Regions from separate parts of the Homo sapiens genome. Here region 1 is linked to region 2. The links are chromatin contacts, found by Hi-C or POLR2A ChIA-PET in ENCODE. All regions are on one chromosome and are shown on one strand. The core of a region is the stretch at or near the end of the contact, and the rest is flanking DNA. Distances in the headings are between cores, read along the strand shown. Region 1 holds the start of CFAP96 (cilia and flagella associated protein 96). Region 2 has its middle 30 kb from the start of TLR3.

What was found. A loop is a pair of places that touch in the nucleus more often than their neighbours do. ChIA-PET counts read pairs that join two places held with the same protein, here RNA polymerase II (POLR2A). Pooled maps may share reads with other maps.
Region 1: a map of endothelial cell of umbilical vein shows a loop between it and region 2 (19-fold over the local background). The contact joins the promoter of CFAP96 here to the enhancer-like site in region 2. A Hi-C loop is called at or near these places in 4 of 168 maps with a recorded cell type or tissue (chondrocyte, endothelial cell of umbilical vein, posterior cingulate gyrus and 1 more), 1 of 37 single-sample maps with no recorded cell type and 14 of 50 pooled maps. POLR2A ChIA-PET finds 5 or more read pairs at or near these places in 2 of 52 experiments (A673 and Panc1).

What each region holds. Positions count from the first base shown.
Region 1 is chr4:185,422,579-185,428,834 of GRCh38, reverse strand. CFAP96 (cilia and flagella associated protein 96) reads right to left here and starts at 2,581. Exons shown (of 8, transcript NM_001114357.3): 1 at 2,439-2,581. It overlaps UFSP2 (UFM1 specific peptidase 2), which reads left to right and starts at 2,871. Exons shown (of 12, transcript NM_018359.5): 1 at 2,871-2,969. The coding sequence starts at 2,967. RefSeq lists enhancers at 2,568-2,927, 2,998-3,107.
Region 2 is chr4:186,035,945-186,042,230 of GRCh38, reverse strand. No RefSeq gene overlaps it. Among named protein-coding and RNA genes, the nearest start is that of TLR3, 30 kb to the left of the region's middle. Within about 2 kb of position 2,447, at least 5 of the 41 ENCODE cell types and tissues checked have a DNase peak (open chromatin) inside an H3K27ac peak, as active enhancers do.

The sequences.
Region 1 (6,256 bases), core at 1,332-3,831, 610 kb after region 2:
GTTTAAATAAACATAATAAGTGTGTCACTGGCAAAATTATAAAGGGAATGGGGAAGAGAACAATTATTTAGGCAAGATAAAAACGAGAACAAAAACAAAAATTCTACAATGAATTCTGAGTATTTGTTAACAGGTATACTTCAACTCTGAGCTTTCTTTGGAAATGACCACTTCAAACAAAGGTGAAATATTAAACATGCAACTCTTTATTTAGAAATTAATTGTTTTAAGACAGAGTCTCTTTTTTTTTTGTTGTTGTTGTTGTTTTTTTTTTTTTTAGACAGTCCCAGGCTGGAGTGCAGTGGCATGTTCTTGGCTCACTATAACCTCCGCCTCCCAGGTTCAAGCGATTCTCCTGCCTCAGCCACCTGAGTAGCTGGATTACAGACACGCGCCACCATGCCCAGCTGTTTTTGTATTTTTAGTAGAGACAGGGTTTAACTATGTTGGCCAGGCTGGTCTCGAACTCCTGGCCTCAAGTGATCCACCCACCTCGGCCTCCCAAAGCGCTGGGATTACAGGCATGAGCCACCGCGCCCGGCCAGAAATTAATTTCTAATAGTAGACATGTTATTTTTAAAAAGGAAGAGGCCCAAGGAGCTAAGAATACTTACCTCTATCCCATTCTAAAGTTTTTAAAGCACCAATTATGAGCTAAGCACTGGGCATACATAAGTGAAGAAAACAAACATTGGGTTAGTCCTCACAGTTTGTAATCCAAAGTAAGAACCATTTTTTTTTTTTTTTTGAGACAGAGTTTCGCTCTTGTAGCCCAGGATGGAGTGCAATAGCGCGATCTCGGCTCACTGCAACCTCCGCTTCCCAGGTTCAAGCGATTCTTCTGCCTCAGCCTCCCAAGTAGCTGGGATTACAGGCGTCTGCCACCACGCCCAGCTAACTTTGTATTTTTTAGTAGAGACGGGGTTTCACCATGTTGGCCAGGCTGGTCTTGAACTCCTGACCTCAGGTGATCCACCTGCCTCGGCTTCCCAAAGTGCTGGGATTACAGGAGTGGGCCACCGCGCCCGGCTGGTAAGAACCTTTTACCTTAAATTTATTTATTTCTTTGCTTATTAAGATGGAGTCTCGCTCTGTCGCCCAGGCTGGAATGCAGAGGCGCTATCTCAGCTCACTGCAACCTCCGCCTCCTGGGTTCAAGGAATTCTCCTGCCGCAGCCTCCCAGGTAGCTGGGACTACGGGCACCTGCCACCACGCCCGGCTGATTTTTGTATTTTTAGTAGAAACGGGGTTTCACCATGTTGGTCAGGCTGGTCTCAAACTCCTGACCTCAAGTGATTCACCTGCCTCGGCCTCCTAAAGTGCTGGGATTTCAGGCGTGAGCCACCGCGCCCGGCCTTTTACCTTAAATTTAAAGCAAGCTGTTTGAGTGCCTCTCTGCAAGCCTGCCTGAAACTGGCTCACCTGAGCATGAATCATTGCTAATACGTAACACCAAAGGGGCAAGTGAAGATTCATTTTAAACTGAAACATAACTAAATACAACGCCCTTCCCCACATCCTACCTCTTCCATTAATCAGAGATGCTTTAAAACCAAACTTCAGTCAAGATTTAGTACTTTCATTTACCTTATATTTCAAAGCTCCACGGCACAAGGGCAGGAGCTGAGACAGGTTCCTCCCTCTCACGGTATCCCCGCATCTGCGCAGCTCCCGGCACACAAGCGAGCCAGGGAGGAGGGAGGGAAGAAATTCTTGCCTAGAACTTTCCCATCACTTAACTTTTTTCTTATTAATTTTTTTTTTTTTTTGAGACGGAGTCTCTCTCTGTTGCCCAGGCTAGGAGTGCAGTGGAGCTGTCTTGGCTCTCTGCAGCCTCCGCCTCCCGGGTTCAAGCGATTCTCCTGTCTCAGCCTCCCGAGTAGCTGGGACTACAAGCACCCGCCACCATGCCCGGCTATTTTTTTTTTTTTTTTTTTTTTTTTTTTTTTTTTTTGGTATTTTTAGTAGAGACAGGGGTTTCACCATTTTGCCCAGGCTGGCCTCGAACTCGTGAGCGCAGGTGATGCGTCTGCCTTGGCCTCCCAAAGTGCTGGGATTACAGGCGTCAGCCACCGCGCCCGGCCCGCCACTACTTAACTCTTATTGAGCAACATTTACAAAATTATTCATTCACTTATTTAACAGATATTCTGCAATCCCCTTCGGGGCAAGCTTGCTGGTAGAAACTAGAAACAGATTTAAGAAGGCATAGATGCTGCCCGCAAGGAGCTTACAATCTATTAGACAAGAAAATAGAGCATAGCCGAATTATGGCACGTTCCCTTGCAAAAGGTACGGATGGAGCGTCAGGAGAGGTGAAGAAGGGGCAGAAAACTGGAGGAGGTGATGAGGAGTCTGTTTCCCAGAGAGGAAACGGAGGCTGGGAGGTGGCAGGTATCTAAGGGGCAACACCTGGCGTCCGCGAGGACCAAGTCACCTTTCTTGAGGACACCCACTCCGACAGCCGAGATCAGGTTGCCCCAGCTCGTCCAGGTTGCCCCAGCTTGTCCACGTTAACTGCGCTGCGGGAGCGGCGAGGGTTCCCAAGCGCGCGACACGCCTGGGCTGCGCAGCGCCTCTGCACGTTCCACCACAGCTGGCGTTTATTGTGTGATGTGTTGCCCCGGGTACGGGAGAATCCATTCCAAGCACGCTGTGGGAGGATACGAGGAGATTCGAATCCGCATCGAAGAACACACAGAAGGATGTGTGAGCTTCTGTAGGACAGAAAAGACTTAACTAATAGAATTTACCAAACATAAGTCTTCGGCTACCCGCCCCGCCTCGCCGTCCGCGAGGGACTGCGGTGTGGTACGCTCCGTGACGTCATGCCGCCGAGCATGTCGGGAGTTGTAGTTGGTCCGCCCGGGCCCCGCCCCTGGGCCGTGCGGTGACACCACTTCAGGGCCGGCCCCCGGAACTTTTGGGCAGGCGTCAGCGCCCGTGTCACCGCCACGTCGCGGACATGGTGAGTATCTCTGCTCGTCACCGACCCCTGTGTTTTTCCCCGGACTTTGGCAGCCGCCACGAGCGGGCTTCACAGCGCCTGAAAGGAGCTGGTCCTGCCGGGGTCCAAGATGGCAGCTGCGAGCTGCGTGGGCAGGGCGGCTCTCCAGTTCGCCTGTCTCCGCGCTGGGCCGGGGGGAAAGTGCCCTACACAAGTGTGCACCCCGCCTCGGCCACCTTGGACACGCACCCCCTGCTACTTCTCTGTGTGAAAGTATTTTGAGAGACTTCGGCGTTTTTGAAGCCTTGCAAGAAGGGCTTAACCTGGGACAGGCGCAACTTTCTTCGGATATTATATTCCCCTAGTTCCCGTGGTATTTCCCTCCCCTGGTTTCTCTCCTGTCTCATTGCTCAGCAAGGTTCTCCAATCCCTATCCTAAATGGTGGTGCTCTTCAGGGACGCTTTACACCCTATGCGTTCTCCTAAAATTTTATCTCTAAGTTAGACCTTTCTTCTGAGCTCCAGACCCACAAATCTGCTAACCGTGCCTCCACTTGGATAGCTCATATGTATTTCAAGCTCAGCAAGTTCCAAACTGAGCATTTCCACTTCCCCACAGCCCACACCTGCTCTTCCTCCAGGAACCCCCAACTCTGTAGATGGCACCACCATACATCCTGTTGTGCCTGCCCAAAACCTGGAAATCATCCTTGACATCTCCCTCTTCTCAACTCCCCGACATGCAGTCAATAATCAAGTCCTATAGATGCTACTTCTAAATGTCTGTCTGTTGTCACTGTCGCCACTCTTACCATCCTTGGCCTTGAGATCTATCCATCTGGGGTAGTCACCTAAGTGGTCTTTTAAGCAGATCTTCACTCATCGATGGCCCTGCCTGGAATGGGCTATTGCACCTTCACTCACCCTTCAGATCTCAGCCTCAGTATTATTTCTTCAGAGAGTATCTCAGCTAATTCGGAAGTCTAGGAAGACTAGTGCTTTTATGAATGATGTCTTGTGGAATCTTCATAACAACCCTGGGAAGTTGTGTATTTTTCCAGTTTTACAGAAGAGAAACAGACTTAAGTGATAAGTTAAATTGTGTAAAATTGTACAGTAAGTAGCAGAGTTAAAATTTGTTCTTTCCTGTCTAACTTTTATCTTCAGTATCTTTAAATATTTTTTATTTAAATGGGTACATACTAGTTTGTTTGGTAGTATTCTTTATTTAACTGATTTCTTATTAATAGCTATTTAAGTGGTTTCCATTTATTTTTCTGTGATGAACAACGGTAGAATAAATGGACAACATGAAGCTAAATTTGTCCTGAACTTTCTTGATTGTTTCCTTAGAATAAATTCTCAGAAGTAGAATTGGGACAAAGGGTATATGATCTTTCAAAAGATTACAATTTTAGAATAAATAAAAACAGTGACCCTTATAGAAATGTGACAAAGGATTTGTAAAATGAGAAAAACTGTATTGGTACCTATTTAATACTGTTCTGAGGATTGGAGTAAGTATGTATGTTTAGCATAGTGCCTTTTACATGTTTTTGTTTTATTTTATTTTGTTTTTTGGAGACAAGATCTTGCTCTGTTGCTTAGGCTGGAGTGCAGTGGTGTGATCATGGCTCACTGTAGCATTGACCTCCCCGGCCCAAGCAGTCCTCCCACCTTAACCTCCCGAGTAGCTGGACTACAGGTGCAGACCACCACACTCAGCTAATTTTTTTTTTTTTTTTTGGTAGAGATGGGGGTCTTCCTATGTTGCCCAGTCTGGTCTCTAACTCCTGGGCTCAAAGTGATCCTCCTGCCTCTGCCTCCCAAAGTGTTGGGATTACAGGCGTGAGCCACTGCACCCTGCCTGTGTTTTACATTTGAAGAGCTCAGTAAATGTTAGTACTTATTCATTTATTTCAAAATAGGGGTCTTAGTGTGTACTATGGTTCTTCAGCCTGTTTGAGAGATATGTTTTGAGAGTCTCATGAAATTTTTGAAACCTCTTCCCAAAAGAAATCTCCCGCTCTCTTTCTCCCTTCCTGTCTCTTTCTCTCGTGTGTGTGTGTGTGTATATATGTATGTATATATGTATGAATATGTGTATCTGTGTGTGTATATATGTGTACACAAACAATGATACATGTCATTTGTGATATATCATCAACTACCTGAAACAGTATATGGATCCAAGTAAAGAACTGATTAGTTCCATTTTGCAAGTGCTCTTTTCCCTTTATAAGTTGTAAGCATTGTCCTGTGCCTTTTAATTTTCAGCAAAAACATGATTTTTTTATGGCTATATGATATTCCTATTTTTTTTAACCAATCTATTGTTGGCAGTTAGGTTAATATCCATGTACCCGAATCTTTGTGTGTTTTTCAGATTTTTCTTAGACTAAGTCTGAGATTCTAAATGCATATCACTAGATCAAGCCTATGAATATAAACCTTTGATTCTTACTGCCATATTCTCTGAAGGATTCCACCAGTTGATATCCCACCCTCAGTATGAGTTTCCTCTCATTGTCTTGACTCCCTGGTATTATATTAGGTTCAGTGCCTTGTCACATTCTTAAACTAGTTCTTTACTGTTGATGTTTTATTGTCATTGTTAAACCTGTCAAGATTATAATTTGGAAAGATTGTCTTAAAGCAGTAGTTCTCAACCATTCACATTAGAATCACTGGCATGGGGGCATAGGATACTTTTAAATATCCCTGTGCCAGCTGGGCGCGGTGGCTCACGCCTGCAATCCCAGCACTTTGGGAGGCCGAGACAGGCGGATCACTTGAGGCCAGGAGTTCAAGACCAGCCTGGCCAATATTCTGAGATCCCGTCCTTACTAAAAATACAAAAATTAGCCAGGCGTGGTGGTGTATGCCTGTAATCTCAGCTACATGGGAGGCTGAGGCAGGAGAATCTCTTACACCCAGGAGGCGGAGGTTGCAGTGAGCTGAGATTGTGCCACTGCACTCCAGCTGTGTGACAGAGTGAGACCCTGTCTCCAAACAAAAAACCAAAATCCCTGTGCCTAGGCCTTAGACCAGTTAATCAGAATCTCTGGGGGTACAGCCCAGGCCTCAGTATTTCAAGCTCCCCAGGTGATTTCAGTATAGAACAAAGGTTGAGAACCCCTGATTTAAAATTTTGGGGTTGCTTTTGTTTTTGTTTTTTCTATAAAACAAGGAATTAACTCATGAAATAATTTGAAGAATCAAGGTTAATTAATGTCTTAACACTAAACTTAGATTCTAATTTATATGAATATGAGTTTGTTTTGTTTTACAAGGGAGTTTGTCTTTAT
Region 2 (6,286 bases), core at 1,198-3,697:
GATCACTTGACCCAGGAGGTTGAGGCTGCAGTGAACTGTGACCACACCACTGCATTCCAGCATGGACAACAGAGTGAGACCCTGTCTCCAAAAAAAAAAAAAAAAAGAAGAGATAGAAACGTTATTGCTTTGGTCCAGGAAGTTCTCTAGCTCATTCCCTGCCAGTATTCCCCAGACACCTTCTCCCAGAAGCATCTGCTGTTCTGATATCTTTTTTACCACAGGTAAGTTTTTGCCTATTTCTGGAATTTCCAATAGATAGAATAATATATTACGTGGCTTCTTTCACTCAGTATAATGGTATTTGTTTGTTTGTTTGTTTGTTTTTTCTTAGACAGAGTCTCCCCCTGTCACCCAGGCTGGAGTGCAGTGGTGTGATCTCAGCTCACTGCAACCTCTGCCTCCTGGGTTCAAGCAATTCTCCTGCCTCAGCCTCCCAAGTAGCTGGGATTATAGGCACCTGCCACCACACCCAGCTAACTTTTATATTTTCAGTAGAGACGGGGTTTCACCATGCTGGCCAAGCTGGTCTCAAACTCCTGACCTCAGGCGATCTACCCACCTTGGCCTCCCAAAGTTCTGGGATTGCAGGTGTGAGCCACCGCGCCTGGCTCCACTCAGCATAATGTTTTTGAGAGTCGTTCATGCTACCGTTTGTATCAGCAGTTTATTTCTTTCTATTGCTGTGTAGTATTCCCCTGTATAATTCTATAGTTATCCACTCTCCTGTCAGTGATCACCTGTCTTATTTCTAGGTTTCGTGTATTATAAGGAAAGTTGTTGTTGTGAACATTCCTGGGAAAGTCTTTTTGTAACAAAGGTTTTCATTTTCTTAGGTAAACACCTAGGACTGGAATTGCTGGTAGGAACGTCTTTAGTTGTATAAGAGAATGCCAGGCCTTTTGCTAAGTAATCATGCCCTTTCTTACTCCCGTCAAAAATGTAGGCGCCTTCCAATCACTCTACATCTTTGCCCATACTTGTTATTGTCGGTCTTTAGAGTTTAGCCATTCTGGTCGATTGTGATTTAATGTACATTTCCTTGATGACTAATATTGAACATGTTTCCATGTGATCATTGGTATGTCTTTCTTTGTGAAATATCTTCAAATACTTTCCTCCTTTTAAAAATTGGGTTACTTCTCTTTTTTCTCTCTGGCTGGCTTACGTGGTGTCTGCAGCTTGTGCTCTGCCCTGAGAGGGACTCGGTGTCTCTGGACTCTCGCACAGCCACCCTGTCAGGGGCACTTCAAGAAGCCATCTTGGGCCAGGCGCGGTGGCTCACACCTGTAATCCCAGCACTTTGGGAGGCCGAGGTGGGCAGATCATGAGGTTAAGAGATTGAGACCATCCTGGGCAACATGGTGAAACCCCGTCTCTACTAAAAAAAATACAAAAATTAGGCTGAGTGTGGTGGCTCACGCTTGTAATCCCAGCACTTTGGGAGACTGAGGCGGGTGGATCACGAGGTCAGGAGTTCAAGATCATCCTGGCCAACATGGTGAAACCCCGTCTCTACTAAAAATACAAAAATTAGCTTGGCGTGGTGGTGGGCACCTGTAGTCCCAGCTACTCAGGAGGCTGAAGCAGGAAAATCGCTTGAATCCGGGAGGCAGAGGTTGCAGTGAGACGAGATTGCGCCACAGCACTCCAGCCTGGAGACAGAGCGAGACTTCGTCTCAAACAAACAAACAAACAAACATAAAAACCGAAACCTTCTTGACTTCAGCTGGTGCAGTGAAACACCAGTATGCCAATAAGAACGCTCCCGGGAAGCTGGCCACTGCACTGCCTCTCCTGTTGCACTTTCAGCTTTTGGACGTGCAAATTATATCCACCGACATCCCCCAACTTCCCCCATATAAGCTCTGGAGTATTAAGGACATAAACTTTTGTTTTTGTGCTGACTTGAATTTACTAATTTATTAGTAAATTCATAATAAATTCAGCTATAAATTCCAAAAGAAGTAGATTAACATAATTAACATTTCCCTGCATTAGAGTTCTGGTAGCAAGCTTAACTACTGTGGCAATAAAACACACGTTAGCCCTAAATCAAACTATCCTGGGATACTTTGGAGAGCTGAAAAATGCCACACTGGCCACCTCCTTCATGCCTATTTAGTGTAAAAGCGTGTTTGTTTTTGTCTCAAACTGAAGAGTTGGACAACCCGGAACATGATCAATGGCTCGGCGTTTGCACAGAACAGCATCCTCCTCAGCCGGGAGCACTTCAGCCGCTTGAGTTTAAAGAGTGCTTGTGGAAAAGCCAAATACAACTAGAGAGAACATTTTCCCCAACGTCTGGTTTATGTTTTGGGAAGCTCTTGACAGGTACTAGCAGGAACAAGCTTCTTAAGAACCAGCTCAGTAGCTAAGGAAGGAGAGGGCTCGGCACCTCTCACGTTGGTGCTGAGGCTGCGGTTCGGCTGCTGCTTAACCAAGTCAGGGAGCCGAGGTTTCTGCAGGAAAGACTCATCGGCAGGGACCTGCTTCTCACGCGGTCCGTGTGCCAGCGGTGCTTGGTCCTTAGATGGAGGTCTCTGCGTCCTGGAATCTGGAAATGCTGCATGAAGTCACACTTTTCTTCCTTTGCCTCAGGATTCCAGTGTGTTCCGAGTTTTAAATGACCATTTCAGCCAGGTTGTACTTTTTGCAGCATTAAATGGTTACCTCTGGATAGATCACGCTCTTCTAATGAAAATGTCAGGAAATAGATTCAAGGTTACAAACCAAAAGAGGGCCTGCAGCTTTTAGGTTTACAGTTGGTCAAGAATTTAAAGCATTTCTGACAGAAAGAGGCAGCATTACACAGCAATGAAAAGCAGCGTTTTGTAATCAGAAAGATCGAGCTTCACACCATAGTTCTGCCTCTTGGTGACTATCTGTGACCTTGAGCAAGGTTATTCAGCTCCTTAAGCCCCAGGTTTCATATCTGAATAATGGTCGTGTCTACCTTAGGGGACTATTGTGAGGATTAAATGGAATAATGTGCGTCTACTTCTAGCATATAGTAAATACAGAGTGATCGTTATAATTAGTAACTTTCAGTGATAATTTTACTTTCCTATTTAATACATTTGATCAATATGCTTCTTATAATCAAATAGCCCTATGACAGTGTATTTTACTTAATGATTCATTTATTTTCACCAGATATAATTCCATGATTTAATATCCTTCCTTCTCTCTCTCCTTTCCTTCCTTCCTCTAGTTGTACATCAGCTTCTAAGTCCATAATGTAATTGTCAATGATCTCATGTTGCTGTTAAAGTTAACCTCTAGAAGGTTACATTCTCAGCCATGTTAGTTCTCATTGTACTAAGAGTAAAGTTTTTTGTTTTTATTTTTGAAATAGGGTCTTGCTCTGTTGCCCAGCCTGGAGTGCAATGGCGTGAGCATGGCTCGCTGCAGCCTTGACCTCCTGGGCTCAAACGATGCTCCTGGCTCAGTCTCCCTGAGTAGATGGGATGCACAACCATGCCTGGCTAATTATTTTTATTTTTTATTTTTATAGAGATAGGGTCTTACTATGCATAGGGTGGTCTTGAATTCCTGGGCTCAAGGGATCCTCCCATCTCAGCCTTTCAAAGGTCTGGGATCACAGGTATGAGCCACTGCACCCTGCTAGAGTTCTCTTCTATACCTGAACTTCCAGATGATAATAGGATCATAATTGCTGCCTTGCCCTAGATTTAGGGATTATCTTACTAACTATCGAGAAGATTCATTTGGTGCTAGGAATGCATAATCTTCTGCTTTGAAACACTTCTCACGGTTATGTAACAGGAGAGGCTAATCTTGCTATTTCTGGTTATGTAAGGCTGCCTGCAGCTCCTCTGGGCTGAGACGTCAAGAAGTGTGTCATTTCAAGACACAACACTAGATGGCGCAAAGATATCACCTTTTCCCATTTAAGTCCCGAAATTCGAAATTACTGGCAAAGCACAATTTCATTTCATAATTAGGTGATTAAATAAGCTAATTACAGATGCAAAGAATTAGACACTTGAGTGTTCCCTTTGCTCCTTCCCTTCCTCCTCGCTGTCCTCTCATTTTCCTCGCTTGTTCCTTTAGCATGCCTTGAGATTTGGGCTCTCTTGGAGGAGTAGAAAAGTCAGGGCTTTTCCTGCTGCCGAAACAGTGTAGGTAAAGGATCCACAGAGTCGATTTTCCTTCACCTGTGGAAACACTAGGGAATGGCATTGGTGTGTGCCTTCCATCGACTTTTGGGCTGCCTATCTTCCAGGTTATAGAAGGCCTTACTGGGCTTGTGGCCCTCTCTGCCCTGGTCCTTCCCATCCCCTGGCTGGGAAGCTCAGCAGAGTGCCCACAGGTCTGGATTCCAGGTGCTGCTTCCATCTGTGATTCCCGCCTGCCCTGCAGTATTGCTCCCTCTCCTAACAGCTCCATCTCTCCTATCTACATCCTGCCTAGAGGGGCACACCTGTGCATCAGCTCCCTAGTGTGTGCAATCAACAAATTGAGTGAGGTTATCTCCAGAATCACTTTCCCAGTCTAAAGAGCTTATAATTCTTTGAACCAGCTTATCCCTTTGTTCTTTTTGGGGTCCTAATTAGGGAAAAGGAGTCAGGCTGGTGGGACCGAGGGAAAGCAGAAAGAGGAAGCAGATAAGTTATGTAGGCTTGCCTTTCTTCACCAGGACCAGTCCTCCTATGAATATAACTCAATCGTCCTCTACCCACCTTCTCACCAGGCACGGGTAAGTGAGCTCCCTGTAACCCTGGTGTTATCAGTACTGCTCGTAGCCCTCTTCAGCACACAGCAGAAGCACAGTTCTATAAAATCCCCAGCCCTGCAAGACTTTGTTTCCTGGCAGTCAGCTCCTCTTCTGCTGGCCTACCTGTTGCCTTCTTGCAACATATTTTTATACTTTCTTTATTAAACCTGCCTTTCTTTACCTACAACTATCTTGATAAATTCTTACCCCCGTGCCACTGGCCCGGATAGTCACCAGTCACCCATGACATTCTTTTCCCTTCTGTTCCCTGTATGTCATGTCCCACGGCAACCTTCCACACTTTATTCTAAATAAGCACTCATTTGGTCAGTGACTAGGTTAGCAAGTGAATGAATGACCAGCTTCTGTGACCTCATCTGCCTACCTTCAACATTTCCTTTCCTGTCCTCTTCCCCACCCTGCCCCCCAATATGTGCTTTTCTTCATCATTTCACTGTCCTTCCCAGCAACTGAATTTAGAGTCTTCATTCCAGCTCCTCCTGCTCCATTCCTTCCTGCACTCTTTGCTGCTGTTCTCTGCTTGCTTCCCTGCTGTGTCATTTCAGTTGCTAGAGTTTTGTGTTTTGCTTGCCACATCAGTCTCTGGCTTATCTGCATTATATTCCTGCTCACCAAAATAGAATGACTGAGATATTGATTGAAGTGGCAGATTTGGATTCGCCTCAGCTCTGGTGTTAGGTTGTTCTTGGCTTGCTATAAAAAAAATACCTGAGACTGGGTAATTTATAAGAAAAGAGGTTTAATTGGCTCATGGTTCTGCAGGCTTTACAGGAAGCATGGTGCTGTCATCTGCTTGTCTTCTGGGCTGTCTCAGGGAGCTTTTACTCATGGTGGAAGAAAAAGAGGGAGCGGGTGGGTCACATAGCCAGAGCAGGAGCAAGAGAGAGAGTAGGGAGGAGATGCCACACACTTAACCAATCTCTCTGGAACTCACTGTCACAAGGACAGCACCAAGCCATAAGGGATCCACCCCCATGACCCAAAAACCTCCCACCAGACCCCACCTCCAACACTGGAGATTATAATTCAACCTGAGATTTGGAGGGGACAATATCCAAACTGTATCAGCTCACAAATGAGATTTGAATCTGAGTAGTAAGTTTATGACAACCAAGGTGAATTGGTAATGGGAATAGTTAGGAGTATCAGACAAACATAAGAAACAAGTTAGCTTTTTTTTTTTTTTTTTGAGATAGAGTCTTACTCTGTCACCCAGGCTGGAGTGCAATGGCATGATCTCGGCTCACTGAAACCTCTGCCTCCTGGATTCAAGCAATTCTCCTGCATCAACTTCCCCAGTAGCTGGGATTCCAGGCACCCGCCACCATGCCTTGCTAACTTTTGTGTTTTTAGTAGAGTGGGGTTTCACCATGGTGGCCAGGCTGGTCATGAACTCCTGACCTCAAGTGATCCACCCCCCTCGGCCTCCCAAAGTGCTGGGATTACAGGCATGAGCCATTGTGCCTGGCCACAAGTTAGCTTTAATTCTCTGGAGGACAGTCCATGGTCAATGGTCTCAGATGC